Linked DNA regions of Mus musculus: region 1 is linked to region 2. A link is a loop called in an ENCODE intact Hi-C map of the cell type or tissue named here. Cell type or tissue: heart. All regions are shown on one strand. Links, peaks and the distances in the headings refer to the core of each region. The heading gives the core; the rest is flanking DNA.

What was found. Peaks named below come from ENCODE experiments on the same cell type or tissue, not always from the same donor. Only the 100,000 strongest peaks of a DNase experiment are listed, where the experiment ranks them.
Region 1: it touches region 2 in a loop (2.9-fold over the local background); 2 of 42 quality-filtered maps call a loop at or near these places.

Annotation. Positions count from the first base shown.
Region 1 is chr19:18,626,414-18,634,032 of GRCm38, reverse strand. It overlaps Ostf1 (osteoclast stimulating factor 1), which reads left to right and starts at 2,220. Exons shown (of 10, transcript NM_017375.3): 1 at 2,220-2,413. The coding sequence starts at 2,380. Nmrk1 (nicotinamide riboside kinase 1) reads right to left here and starts at 2,017. Exons shown (of 9, transcript NM_145497.2): 1 at 1,952-2,017. In heart, for the core only: a CTCF peak has its summit at 2,589; DNase peaks (open chromatin) are centred at 2,122, 2,562 and 3,492; H3K4me3 peaks cover 2,160 bases; H3K27ac peaks cover 2,023 bases.
Region 2 is chr19:17,396,357-17,403,975 of GRCm38, reverse strand. It overlaps Rfk (riboflavin kinase), which reads right to left. Exons shown (of 4, transcript NM_019437.3): 3 at 5,296-5,398; 4 at 2,627-4,503. The coding sequence ends at 4,373. Among named protein-coding and RNA genes, the nearest start is that of Rfk, 6.1 kb to the right of the region's middle. In heart, for the core only: CTCF peaks have their summits at 3,853 and 6,045 (motif pointing left); no DNase peak of the experiment used is centred there.

The DNA of each region.
Region 1 (7,619 bases), core at 1,243-6,242, 1.2 Mb before region 2:
ACATCTGTATCATTCTATTTTATTATATATTAGAGCCTCCTTAAACATGGTTTCAAAACCAAATGTTGAGCAAGTTGTCATGCTTCATATATGTGCTAGAGGGTTTTTGTTTCATTGTTTTAGAGGCCTTTCATGCGGGTCAGCCTAGCCTTAAAGTCTTAAAGAACAATCATATACTGCACCTCTGGTCTCTACTCTCTGCCACAGAGTGGTGGGATTGCAGGTGTGTGTCTGTACACCTGGCTTGCAGCAGAGATGTTGTGAAGCACACACAACTCAGAGCCAAGACAAACTGTACATCTTAATGTCTCTGGAGAGACCACCTTTTGGACCTTTCAGAGTCTTGAAGTCAGGGTATCCTGTCAGCTTGAATCCTGTGGGATATTTATGCAGTGTCTTCTTGGCCGCTAGTATCCTTTCCACAGAGAGGGAGAAGAACAAGATGGGAGAGGAGCAAACCTTAAATGAGCCATTTATCTTTTTCACACTTACTTATCATTCTTATTTGTTATATTATTTATCTGTTGAGACAGAATCTCACTATGCAGAGTCCAGGCTGGTCAGGAACTTGCCACACAGCCACGGCTGCCTCTGTGGCAAAGCTACCTTCCTAAAAGTACTGGGATCATAGGCAAGCCTCGCCAAGACTGGCTCATACGCAGAATTGTTTAAAACTATCTTTGATTTAATCCCAGTGAAATGTTAAATCTTCTTCATAGTTGGCTTATGTTTATATTCAATCTATTCCACTCTGAACAGAGACTTCTAAAGCACAGAATGATTCCCAGGAGGATGGGAAGAGTCAGCAGGCGGCAAGAACTCCACCATCAATCAAATCTGAGAAACACAAGAGCAAACACACATGCTCTTCAGATGACTTCAAGGCCCAGGTTTCAGGACTTCCGTGAGGTTCAGGCTACAGTTATCTGGATACGCTCCCATGAATAGGACTAATTTCAACTTTGAACCCTTTTGGTAAGCAGAAATCCCCCACAGGTAGAGTTCCTGGTAAGCAAGGCCTGGGGGCATAGCCATGACCAAGCTCCTGCTAACCTTTGCCCCTTGAAGTTTCAGTCACTTTTTTCCCCGTAAATTAACCTTCAATAGACATGTTGAAGGTCCATTTTGTGGAGGTTCTTTTTTAAAAAGTTGCTTTCTTACATTTGTATCTAGGTTGCGGTGCATGTGTGTGGGCAGGTGCATGCCATGGTTCACCACAGAACACATGCTCAGGTCATAGGTCTCCTGGGAGTTCTCTTTCCAAAGTGTGGGTGCTAGAGGCTGAACTCTGCTCATCAGGTTTGGCAGCAGGGGCAGCTGGACCATTGTGCTGACCCTGTAGTTTCTTACATAACCAGTATTTTCATTTTTATTACCCCTAATATACAATAGGCATATAATATTGACTGTGACATTGTGAGTTTACTTATGTGTGAACATAAACTCTCGTGTTGGGCAACTTGTATAAAGTACCAGCCAGTAGTATAGTTTTGACTTCGCGGGTAACTATTCAACTCTGAAATTGTAATAAGAAAGCCAATGCATAAGCAAACGAGCATGCTGTGTTCTAATAAAATTTTATGGTCACGGAAATCTAAGTTTCCCCTAACTTTCGTGTGCCACAAAATACTATGCTTTTGTCTCAGCTATTTAAAAAACGCCAAAAGCACTGTTAGAAGTCTTTATAAAAGCCAGGCAGCAAGTGGGTTGGAGTTTGTTAACCAGATGCTGTAGAAAAAGCTGTCCTGTCCCGTGGGGGATCAAGACCCGATTCTCCAGCTAGCAAATGTGGGGTCTCCTACAGCTAGCAGTGTCTAGTTGCTTTTTAGGAGCATCTAAGTCCCACCGCGGTTTCCCTAGACACGATCAGGTTCCTGGTACATACAGCGAAGGAGACTCTTGAAGATTCCCAGGCCTCGCCGTGTGTACGCAGCAGGCAGTGGGTACTCACCGAAGCGGGTTCGAATCCTTCCCAGCAGGGTCGCAGAGCAAGCTTCAAGAGCGTTTCATGCCTACCACTGCCCGGTGCTCACCTAGGCAGCGAAGTCCACTGCGCTTTCATAGCCTCCCCTACGCAGGGCCTGAGGGCGTGGCTACTGTAAAGCTCCTCCCCCAAGAGAAAGGCGGGGCTCCGGCGTGCCGGAGCAGGCTGGACCTCTGAGGTTCGGCCGGGCTCCCCGCCGCAGCCAATCAGCAGCCGGCGAGGCGCGGCCACTTCCTGGTGGGAAGGCCGGGCTGTCTGCGGAGCTCGCTGGTCCGAGTGTCCCGCATCGGGTTGCGCGCGGATCCGGAGCGGCCGCGGCCAGCGCAGGCTTGGCGCCCAGTTCTCGTGTGCGTGTGGGGCTCCCGCGGCTGAGCCTGGTCGCTCCGTGTAGCGCCATGTCCAAGCCACCTCCCAAACCGGTCAAACCAGGTAAGAGTGGTGTGCGCTGCGCGTGCGGGTCTCCAGGCTGCGGGACCCGGTGCTCGAGTTCCCGAGGAGCGTCCTCGGACTCTGTCCACACGGCTCGCCAGGACGTTCTAGCGGTGTGGTGGCAGCACCTCGGTCGCGGCCACTTCCTCATATTTCGCCCTGTCGCTGTCAAGTTGGAGTTCTTGACCGGCAGGCGAACGGGAAGTGCGCTGCGGCTGGGTGGGGTTTGCGCCCGGGCTGGAGCGGGCCAGGGACCCGAGGTCTCCCGGGAGCTTTGGAGAGCTGCTCGGGCGCTGCCAGCGGGACAGCCGGGCTGCAACCCTCTCGGCTCCTAGCTTTAGGCAGTGTCGCTCTGTCATGCATCCTAGTGTTTTTGCTTAGGGTGACTCTCGCGAACTAAACTGGAGAGAGTACGAAGTTCCTCAAAGCAGTTTTCTTGACCGCCCTTCCTGGTTCACTTTTAAAAACGTTGTTCTTAGAGTGTTTTCTGTGATATGGAGAAACGAGACTAAATAAACTCGTGGGAATTTTCATTTGGATAGGGAATTGACAGGGATCGTAAAAAAATGGGAGATGAATGTTTGATGAATTCCCAGACCCCTTTTCCTAATCTCCTGCAGCTTTGGTATTACAAAGGCTGAAAGCCATTTACATCAACTTTTATAGCTGCTTATGCTGCTGCTTCAGTGATTTTTTTTTTTTTTTTTTTTTGCCCTTGAGGTTGTTTTATTGGTTTTGCTTTGCTTGTTTGTTTGTTTTACTAAAGTGACAGTCACTTCAACTTCAATAATTATCCAGTTTCCTTCTTTTGTGGCAGCATCAAGCCCCTGACTTTGAAAATAATGCACACATATTTGTGAAACAGGCATTCGCTGTCGACGTAAATTCTGTAGGGCCGGAATATGAAGGAAGTGGCTCAGACTGGCTTTGGCCTGAGCAGAGGCTGGGCGGGTGCTGGTTGAGGCTGCCCTCGACGTGAAATCTGAGAAGTTTGCAATTTGCAATTTAGATGCGGATGTATGAGGTGGCAGTTTTGTAAACTCTGCTGTAAGTCAGTAAGTACCTCGAGGGTCCAACTAAGCTGAGTTCTTTGATGGCTGAACAAAGCTCTTGATTTTGAAGAATGTGCCGAGAATCGGTTCGTGAAGTTTTTCATTCCCCCAGACACAGTAAAAGTGAAGTCAGTGTTGAGTCTGTGAGTGTTGGCAGGAGCCTGCCCCTGTGTACGTGATTGTGAACTTGTGTGTTCATGCACCCTTGGGTGTGGTTTAGGACCCAGCCTGTTACTAAGTCGAGGTTTGCTCTGGGAACCAGTTTTGTTGTTTACATCTCTGCCTTTTCCTCTCCAGCAAACCAGAAAACACATGGCTAAACATTTTTACTATTTAGAGAGAACTTTGACTTCACTTTGGATTTATAAGTGAGGCCCAAACATAGAGTTGCCATGAAAGTCGGTTTATTTACCTAGTAATGGATAATGAGAAATATTAGTGTCAGTAGGACTTAAGCTTTGTGCTTGCTTACTTGAAAACAGAAAGTTTTATTTTCATACTGTCCCACATGTACTGTGTGCTAGGCGCTTGTCTAGTCACACATACGTGTTTGAATTCATTCACTTCTCAGTAACCTACCAGGTCAGTAACTGTTTTTTTATTCCCAGTGTCCAGGGGGAGTAGGCACAACAAGTTAACTCATCTCCTCTCAGCAATGGGGTGGTGATGTATGGGTCATAGAGGAGTGCAACTCAGATGTTTGACTCCAGGATTTGTGCTTTGCTCCTGTGTGAGGAGCCCTGAATATTTTACAACTGGATAGGAATCTCAAAGAACCAGGTTTCTGGCCCCCAGCCAGACTGCTTTATGCACAGCCATGCTGAACACCCCTGGTTAGGGTACAGCAGGTGTACTGTGCTTTCTTCCCTTGGCAAGTCACGGGGATGAAGGTCTCCAAAGAAGCTGGGCATTCCTGAGACTATATCTAAGTTTTAATTTGTCACTTGCTGCTTTGTTTACACCCTCTCTCTTCTCCAAAATATTTCTAAACATTCAAATTATCAGAGAGAGTTGGGGGAGAGGGAGAAGACAAAGGCTTGGGGCAGAGAGGGAAGAATAGTAAAAAAGGAAAAGAAAAGTAAGCTGGTATACAGGTCCTAGGCTCCTGTAGAGTTACCGAAAAGGGGAGGTCCTGTGATTCTCTGCCTCATGCAGACAGATGAAAGACCACCAGCAAGGCCTGCAGTGCTCAGGAAACTAACATGTGCTGTTTCTAATGGCACTGAGATCTGAGACAGAAATTCCCACAGACTCTCTTCCTGTGTTAGGCAGGTTTTCTGTAGCAGTGGAGTAAGACCACATTGCTCCTAATTTAAAGGGCAACACTGAGAAGACAGGAGCCAGATGGAGAGGCAGAGAAGGGCAGAGGACTTACTGTAAGAGTCTAGAGGCATGGCTTACTTAGTTGTTTGTTTGTTTGTTTTCTGTTGCAATTTAAAAGATCAAGGATTTCATTTGCCGCACAGTGCGTGAGTGTACTCTACCACAGCAGGAAACTTCTGGATACAGCAAGCCACATGACCTCTGCAGTCCAGGAGAGAGAAGGATGTATGCTCCCACTCAGATAGCATCCTCCTTTTTATCCAGATGGAGTACTCAAACCAGGATGGTGCGGCCCTTGTTTAGGATCAGTGTTTACAACTCAGTTAACCTAATCAATGTAATCCCTCCAGGCATTTTTCCCCCAATTTTTTATTATGTATTTTCTTCATTTACATTTCAAATGCTATCCTGAAAGTCCCCTATACCCCACCCCTACCCTGCTCCCCTACCCACCCACTCCCACTTCTTGGCCCTGGTGTTCCCCTGTACTGGGGCATATAAAGTTTGCAAGACCAAGGGGCCTCTCTTCCCAATGATGGCCAACTAGGCCATCTTCTGCTACGTATACAGCTAGAGACACGAGCTCTGGGGATACCAAAATACCCATGGAAGGAGTTACAGAGACAAAGTTTGGAGCTGAGACGAAAGGATGGACCATCCAGAGACTGCCCCACCCGGGGATCCATCCCATAATCAGCCACCAAAAGCAGACACTATTGCATATGCCAGCAAGATTTTGCTGAAAGGACCCTGACATAGCTGTCTCTTGTTAGGCTATGCCAAGTGCCTGGCAAACACAGAAGTGGATGCTCACAGTCATCTATTGGATGGAATACAGGGCCCCCAATGGAGGAGCTAGAGAAAGTACCCAAGGTGCTGAAGGGGTCTGCAACCCTATAGGTGGAACAATAATATGAACTAACCCCTCCATGCATTCTTTTTTTTTTTTTTGGTTTGGTTTTTCGAGACAGGGTTTCTCTGTGTAGCCCTGGCTGTCCTGGAACTCACTTTGTAAACCAGGCTGGCCTCGAACTCAGAAATCCACCTGCCTCTGCCTCCCGAGTGCTGGGATTAAAGGCGTGGGCCACCACGCCCGGCTTCCCTCCAGGCATTCTTAAAGGCTGACTTACTCTAGATGATCCTCATGGGTAAATCTGGACGCTTGTCCCCTGTGTGGTTCCATAGCCTATGTCAGTGTGAAGCGTCACAGATAGCAAGGGACATTAAACAACAAAGCAATGATGCATCTTTCAGGCTAAGCAGCCTGCACCCAACAAGGGGCCATTGGTGGTAGGAGGCAGCCCAGGCAAATTCTGGTAGATCTTGAAAGGAGAGACCTCTCCCCCATTTCCCCTCCCCACAACAAGAGTTGGGGGAGAAGGGGAGCATTCAGAATTGCCCTGTAGACATTTCTTTTTTTCTTTTCTGCTTTCTTCTTCCCTTGCTTCTGCTTGCTTCTATCTGTTTCTTTTTGAGACAGAGTCTCCCTGTCTAGCTCTAGCTGGTCTGGAACTTACTGTGTATAGCCCAGGCTTGCCTGGATGGAATACACTGAGCTCAGTCTGCCTCTGCCTCCTGGGTGCAGAGATCAGATGCTTTCGCAACCCTCCTCTGTGTCTGGTTTAGACCTTCCGTAATATAGCTTGTATGTTAGGCCTTGCACCGGGCTCTGGGATTTCCCAGGAGCTGTCAGATGAAGCTCCATCCTTACTTGTTTATGTATCTACAATTGTCCTTAGTTTATGTATCTACAATTCGATGTCTGATTATTCTCATTTAATTGTTTAATCTTGTAATTAAAAAAAAAGAAAAAGATAAAACAAAACAAACCATGAAGAGTGGTACATGTCTGTAGTTATTCATGCCTGGTTATTCAGCATGCAGCACCTACCTCACAAAACAAAACATAATAATAAAATATACATTCTGTTTTAGAGTATTGACAAATAATCACTGTTCCTGCAAATCAGTTTTTATTATAAAAAGAAGATAGAAGCAGTTATCTTCAGAATGCCGCCCTGGTGTCAGATTGAGTTGTCGTGCTGTGGCTGGGATTTGTTTCCATTCTGTTTTGTCTGTAATATGCTTGAAACATCATTTCAATCACAGTTTGCGCCTTCCTTGTGTGGCATTTTATCTTTTATGGCATCATTTTTGGCCCCTGAAGGTTGAAGGTTTGTCTCTGAAACCCTCCGCTACTCATTAGATACGGCACATAGGATCAGTCTTTAGTACATGGGCCATCCTGCCCTTCAGATCTCTACGGACTCTCAGTATGTCTAGAGTGCTTTTATGAGATTTTCAGCCATGTTTGCAATGCAAGGAGAGTAGCTCTACCCAGCTGGTCAGTGTACAGGAGAGAATTTTGTTCTCATAGACACTTTTTGAGAAATTCGATGCGCTGGCCATGGGATAATATATGCACTGAATGCCATGTGAACCTTGCGGCCATCTCATTTTGGACAAATTTGGTGACAGTCCACTGTAGTTAGCAGCCTGATTTCTGACCTTGACCATCCCTTTCAAATGGTTTATTGATTTTGGTGACAAGAGAAGCGCATCATAAATACTTCATGTGACGGGTGATCACGTGACTGGTGAAACTAAATCCGTGAAGCTTTCGAGAAACCGGACAGGCCTCTGGGTTCTTTTGTCATTCACAGTAAAAATGTAAAAAGCGTTGCCTGTGTGCTCTTTAACAAAACTTGTGAGGAAGAGTTTCTCTCTTAAAAATAAAAAGTCTCTACTGTGTAATCCATCCCTACGTAAAAATGAACCACTGGTGAAAGCAATGATCGCTTGGCTTTCAGACCTACACGGTGGTGGATGGT
Region 2 (7,619 bases), core at 1,068-6,067:
GGTAGAAGTTTTCACAGTTCAGCCGCACAGGGCCACGCACCTGCAATCCCAGCACTTGGGGAGTTTTAGGTAGCAGTTTAAACTCAAGGCCCTGTTTCTTAAAAGTTACTACCCAGGCGAGCAAGATGGTCAAGTGTTACAAAGGCAACTGCTGCCAAGCTTGACAATTTGCATTCAATCCCAGGAACCACTTGATAAGACGAGAACTCCCAAGGTTATCCTCTGACACACCATGGTGTACACACACACACACACAACATACACACATACAAATGAACACAAAATAAAAAACAAACAAACAAAACAGGAAACAAGCCAACCAAGCTAAGCTGAGTATGGTGGGACACACCTTTAATCCTAGAATTTGGGAAGCAGAGGCAGGTGGATCTCTGAATTCAAGGTCAGCAAGGGCTATACACAAATTAGACCTCATGCTAAGATATACTAAATGTTCTTGCCAGAAACAAGTAATAAGGGTTCAAGAGGTTGGGGTGGAGCTGTTCAGACTGCTTGCCTAGCACGCATGTGACTTGAGGTTTGAGCAGTAGCATGATAGTATTTACTGCCAGCCAGGCATGACAGAGCACTCATAATCCCAACACTTGGGAGGCCAAGGCACAATGACATCAGTGAATTCCCAAAGGGCCTAGACTACACACATAACGAATTGCTGTGTCAAAAACCAAAGCAAAGCAATGGACAGAAAGCCAACTCGAAGGTTCATCCTGGTTCCCAGCTTTCTGAACACTATACGCTGGTGACTTTGTTCTTATTTTGGGTTTGGTGCTGGGGATTGCAACCAGGGCCTCACACATACTAAGTATAGCCACTACCCCTTAACTACATACCTAGATCAGCCCCTCTTCCTCTATTTAAAGATAATCTTACTGTGCTGAGGCAGGCTGGTCTCCTCAGACTTCAGTGCTGAAGTGCTCTTGCTTCAGCCTCACTAACGCTAGAGCCCCAGGAGCATGCTACCATACCTGGTTTTCCACAGCCTTTACATAGCGTGGCCACGCTCATTTCTCTATACATTCAGTTCTTTCTTTCTCTTCTTTCTTTCTTTCTTTCTTTCTTTCTTTCTTTCTTTCTTTCTTTCTTTCTTTCTTTTCTTTCCTTCTTTCTTTTTCTTTCTCTATCTCTTTCTTTCTTTCAAAACACATGCTTTATTTATATATTATGGTTTAATACTTTATGCTTATGGGATTTCTTTTTTTATTAGATATTTTCTTCATTTACATTTCAAATGTTATCCCGAAAGTCCCCTATACCCTCCCGCGCCCTGCTCCCCAATCCACCCACTCCTGCTTCCTGGCCATGGCATTCCCTGTACTGGGACATATGATCTTCGCAAGACCAAGGGCCTCTCCTCCCATTGATGGCCGACTAGGCCATCCTCTGCTACACATGCAACTAGAGACACAGCTCTGGGGGATACTGATTAGTTCATATTGTTGTTCCTCTTATAGGGTTGCAGACCCCATTAGCTCCTTGGCTACTTTCTCGAGCTCCTTCATTAGGGACCCTGTGCTCCATCCAATAGATGACTGAGAGCATCCACTTCTGTATTTGCCAGTCACTGGCATAGCCTCACAAGAGAGCTATGTCAGGTTCCTGTCAGCAAAATCTTGTTGCCATATGCAATAGTGTCGGAGTTTGGTGGTTGTATATGGGATAGATCCCCATGTGGGTCAGTCTCTGGATGGTCCTTCCTTCCATCTCAGCTCTGAACTTTGTCTCTGTAACTTCCATGGAGTTACAGAGACATGTAACTCTCAGGAATGCAGTCCTTTCAAGAACTCACTCTCTGCTGTCTGTAGAAAACTCTCCATCCAGTGTTTCTGACTTATGATCACATCCTCTTTGGCAGATCTGATTTGTTTTCTAGCTCAGTCTCTAACAATGAAACTGATTTTTCTCTATCAGTCTCACTTCTGTCCCAAGTACAAGGGGGAACTGGAAGACAACAGCACTGGGAAAGGAAGATGGTCCTTGTAAGTTTCAAGTCACTGGTTCTCACACCTCCCCATCACCTAAGTGCCCTACCTGCAAGCTGCTAAGTCATCTCAGAGTTCATTCAGATGAGTGCTGAAATGCACTTCTTTGTAACAAATGGAAAGAATGCCCTGCAGCAATGTGTGGGGTTGTGGCACATCCATGGTTACAAAACAATCTTGAGGATTATACAGGAGTTAGACTTGTCTGGCTCCTTTAGCTCCCAATAGGAACCTTTATTCTTAAAGAGTTGACTTTTTGAGTAATGATATCCTCTGAATCCTTTCCATGTAAAGTCACCTTGCTACAGGAATTTTAAAGGGTGGGTGGGTGGTGGTGGTGGTGGTGTGTGTGTCTTGGCCAGGCTTGATGCACACTTTTAATCCCAGCATTCAGAAGGAAGACACACATGGATCTCTGTACTTTCAAGGATAGCCAGATATAGAGACCTTGTAAGGTCTTTTAAAAGGAGGAAAGACCCCTGAGATGGGGGGACTGGGAGGGGGAGGGTCCTTGAAAATAAAGCTCTTAGTCACATGAGCACCCTTACTTGATAGGTCTACTCAGGATTGTAAATACAGGTGTATAGTAACAAACAGCCAGTATACCCCAAACAGATACAGGATTCAGGTTGACAGGGGAAGAGGGAAAAAATAAGTCAAATTTTATTCCAATGCCTGCAAACATTCAGACTAATCAACGTGGTACCGTAATTTCTTTTAATACATCAATAATAGTTTTTGAATTCTAGAGAATTAACTAAGCCCTAAATCACACATCATGTAATTCCAAAATAACGACTAACAAAATGAGATAACATTAGCCATGAACATTGATATACTAACAAGCTATTCTTACTTTAAAAAAAAAAAGCCACAGATCTATTTTGTACTGTGCATATTTGTTTTTAACTTTCCTTCATAAATCCATTGATAATTAAGGTTTCCTTTAAATACAGGATTTCCAACATCAAAAATTCTATTCTGAAGGCTAGGGATGTTGCTCAGCCATAGAACACATTCACAGGGCTGAGTGAGTCCCATCCCTCCCCACACCACTACTTCTACACACATGCAGAGACCAAGTCTCTGGGTGTCTGTGTGTTGTTAAATTACCTTTCTATTTTCACGTGCATGCTCCCACTTAGGCAGTGCCTCTGCCCCAGCAAACCTGTTGCCATTCAACAAATGATGATTCAATGCCCCGGTGAGGCTGAAGCAATCGAGCATCCAATGTCAACCTTCTGCCAACATAAACAACTCAGGCCACCAAGAGGGAAAGGGGAGGAACCAGGGGAAAACCAAGAGGGAAACCAGGAGATATAGAGATATGCAACTGGAACTTATCCGGTTCTGAAGCTACAAGGACTTTTAAATTATGTTTAAGTGCCTGGTCATAGAGAACTGTACTTACTTTGAAAGCACAGGACCACACTTTAAAAAAAAAAAAAAAGGCAGGGCAGGGTTGGGTAGGAACTGGCTATGTTCATTTCAATTCCAAGCAAGTCTATAAATGCAGCTTGTTTTATTTTTCTTTACTTGAACCTGACCACCATTTAGTTTTGAGCAGAATGGCACACACACAAGTAATCTCTGGGCGACATGGGAAGAAAATAAACCAAAGTCACAAAAATGTTAAAGAGCAAAACCACCTAATCTTCAAAAAGGCAACATATAGACATCCATTGTATGGCTTCAAAAAGTAAAGGGGGCGGGAGCCTAGCTCAGTGGTCACACTTGCCTGGCGTGTAAGGCACTGGGTTGGATCCTCAGTACTTTGAAGAAAAGCAAAAGCCCTGATGAGGGGCAGGCGATCAAGGCAACTTCAACCTGAAGTAACTGCACACAGAGCATTGGGACACTACCAGGAAGTGACCTCAGGGGGAGTCGTGAGTGACTCAAGGAAGTTTGCAGGATTGTAAAAATATATCAATGCACAAAATGAGAAAAGTAACTCTAATTTTTCCTTCATGGGTAAGCTCTGTGTGTGTGTGTGTGTGTGTGTGTGTGTGTGGTGCACTTCCTGAAAAGCCTCTGTTCAGCACAGGCTGGCTGGGCTCACCAGTGCCAGCACACTCAGTCACAAGAACTATGGTCAGTCCTCATTTTCCTCAGGAACTTGCTTTTCCACCCACACTCACAGACTTTATTTTCAGTACAAGCTTTCTAGTGCTACATTTTAATCAACATATTACATCTAAAGTCTTGATTTCTGAATGAGTCTCTTAGTACTGTGCAACATGATGGAGTGAACTGCTGGAGACCACTTGACAGCTACAGGAAAACGCTTGATTTAAAATATGATCAAGATGAGAGTGTATCAGAAGCACTGTGACACTATGCGTGACACTAGTGGTAGGCAGGTAAGGGACTTTTCATTAGTGGCCATTCATAATTTTGCCTTTAGAAACTTGGAAGAAATTATCATCTTTGAGTTTCAAATGTTCGGGTAAATCCAGTTGCTTTTTAGCTTCTTCAATATCACCTTGAATTGCAGAAATAAGTGACTCTGGAAAAAAAGAAAAAAAGAAACTTCTAATAATCCATGTTACTATTCCTTTGCTCAGCCCCTCCTAAAAACACTGACTAAGCACCCTAGCCACAGCCCTGGGAAAGGACAGAGATTCAGTCAATGTTGGAACCGTCTTTTTCTCCAGGGAAAGCCAGTGTTACATAAAGTGTTCTCTTGTAAAGAGACCCTTCACCTCCCAGGGTTTAATGTCACACTATACCAACAGGCACCTGAAGACACCAGAAGCAGATCTCTAATTACTGCTTGCAGCACATACTGCCCAACCACCCTTGCAGGGTCAGATGCCAGGTGCCACCACTCACCACTAAGTGCTATGACTTGAGTGTCCCCTGGAACTCAGGTACTAGAAACTAAGTCCTCAAGGTTGAAGGTATTTGGGAATGGGAACTTTGGGAAGTGGGTCAGGAGGACAGAATGGATTCCTGAGTACAGAAAATGGCTGTGATACAAGAGTGAGTTCTCTTGGCCCTACCCTGTGGTGCCCACCCACTGAGGCAGCAAGAAGGCTTCACCAAGTACTGAATACATGCTCCTATCATGCTCTGACTCCAGAACCAAAACCACAGGAACACCTGGTACTAGGTCAGAGCAACAGAAAACAGATTAAGGCACTTAGTCTCCACCTCACATGGCTACTGAAGGTAAGAGGGATTAACTTGTACAATACTTAAAATAGTGCCTAACCCTGAATTAAAAGTGCTCAATTATTTGCCTGTCCCCTTCGGAGAAGTAGCTGTAATACTATCAAAGATTAATATAAACTCTTACCTAAAGAATCAAAGTTCTTTTCAGGTCTGAGATAGCCAACAATGGCCACATTGAGAATTTCCCCATAGAAGTCCTCTTTGAAGGTATGGATGATGTGTGTTTCCTATAGACAAAAATGTTGAAAAAGATTAAAACAGTTGGGGTGGGGTGGAGTGGGGCTGTAGAGACAGCTCAATGACCAGTTAAAGGGTCCTCTTCCAGAAGACCCAGGTTTGATTCCCAAGATCTAGAGGTCTACAGAGTGAATTCCAGGACAGTGATGGCTACACCACAGAGAAACCCTATGTTGAAAAAACAAAAAACAAAACCCTGAAATTCATCCAGCTGGTTGGAGATTCTTTCCTCCATCCCTGCTGGGGATCAAACTCAGTCTTTCTTTCACTGGGTAAGCACCCCAGACACCTATACACCACACCCTGGGTCTTTGCAGGCAGTCCTGAATGCAGCTCCGGGTAGCCTTGAGCTCCCCTGGCTCCTGCCTCCTGGGGACTGAGACTGAAGGCATTGCACATGCACCTCCAGGCTTCTCAGAGCCGTCAGTGACAGTTAACAGCTGCTACACTTCTCCATCTTCTCAATTTAGAGGGAAGTACTTGGCACACATTCTCTTTTATATCCACATTTAAAAAGACTCTTGAGGGGCTGGCTAGATGGCTTAGCGGGTAAGAGCACTGACTGCTCTTCCAAAGGTCCTGAGTTCAAATCCCAGCAACCACATGGTGGCTCACAACCCTCCGTAATGAGATCTGACGCCCTCTTCTGGTGTGTCTAAAGACAGCAACAGTGTACTTACATATGTTAATAAATAAATCTTAAAAAAAAAAAAAAAGAATCACCAAAAAAAAAAAAAAGTCTCTTGAAAATAAAAACAACAGAAACAAACAACAAGCTTCTCTAATACTTATATGGTAAAACCAAAAGTATCCAAAGTATCCAAGGAAACTTGAAAAGAGGACTGGGGAATTTACACTAACAAGAATCAGGCCTGCTGGTGCCGACCTGTGATTCCAACTACTTGAGGAGGCTATGGCAAGAGGATCTGGGCTCCAGAGCAAATTCACAGCCAGCCTTTGCAACTTACTGAAGTCATCTCAAATAATAAACAAAGGAGCGTGGGGCACTTGAATACAGCTCAGTGTTAGACTTGTTAGGTATGGGCAAGGTCTCAGGCTTACCCTGGTAGAGGTTCTAATCCTATGGACAGTCAGACAGTGTGCTCAAGGACCCAAGGACAGACAATGGCTCCTGCAATCCCAGCACTCAGGAGCTAGGCAAGACTAAGCTATGGAAAGCCTTTCTCAAAAACAGGTGAGATGGCTTAGTGGTAAAGGTGGTTGGCCACCAATCTAGAAGACCTGAGTTTGATCACCAATTAGATTATTAAAAACACTTGCTATAAGAGAAAATTACCTGGGCTGTATTAAAATTAATAGGACAACACTATTTTGTTAGGGCAAAATATTCTTCACAGATGGTTGATATTGACATATAACAATATTAAAAATAAACAGCCTGCCCTGAACTGCACGAGCATCCTGATCGTGGGTAACTGTGTTTATCCTCTCAGAAGAATTCAAGGCGGCCCAGAAATGGGCTTGATAATAGTATTTCTGTTATCTGAGTAGCTTAAAGAGGAAATGAAACAACCTCTCCTCCCTTTTCCTTCCTCGCCCCACAGAAAAACAGATGAGTGTTCTCACAGCAACACAACCTTAGGGACTTGAAGTCCTTAGGAGTTCATGGGCATTACTATTTCAGCAGTTCTCAACCTGTGGCTCTTGACCCCCTTGGCAAACCTCTACCTCCAAAAATATTTACATTATGATTCATAGCCATAGCCAAATTACAGTTATGAAGTAGCAATGAAAATACCCTATGGTTGGGTGTCACCACGACATGAGCAACTGTATTAAAGGGCCACAGCATTAAGAAGGTTTCGAGCCACTGGTCTCTTACATCAGCATTTTAACTCAGTTTTCTGTGACACACTTCTCTTATTAACTCCTCAATGTTAAAAGTTTTTAGCACAGGCCTGTCACTCAGGAGGCAGAGGTTGGCTCATGAGTTCAAGGTCAGCTAAGTATGTAAGCTGTGGGGAAAAGTAGGGCAGGAGAAAAAAAAAAAAGACTATACCCTCCAGGTGATTTTAGATGGAAGGGTTAGGAGGCTAAGTAGAATGTGGCCCTGAATATGAAGCCTAGTTCCATTCCCAGCAACGCTAAAAAAAAAAAAAAGGAAGAATGAAACAACAAGAAAGAAAGAGTGAGCAGGAGAGAAGAGGGATGAGGTTAAAGCATACTACAGTAAGCAGTGTCTTAAGGCAA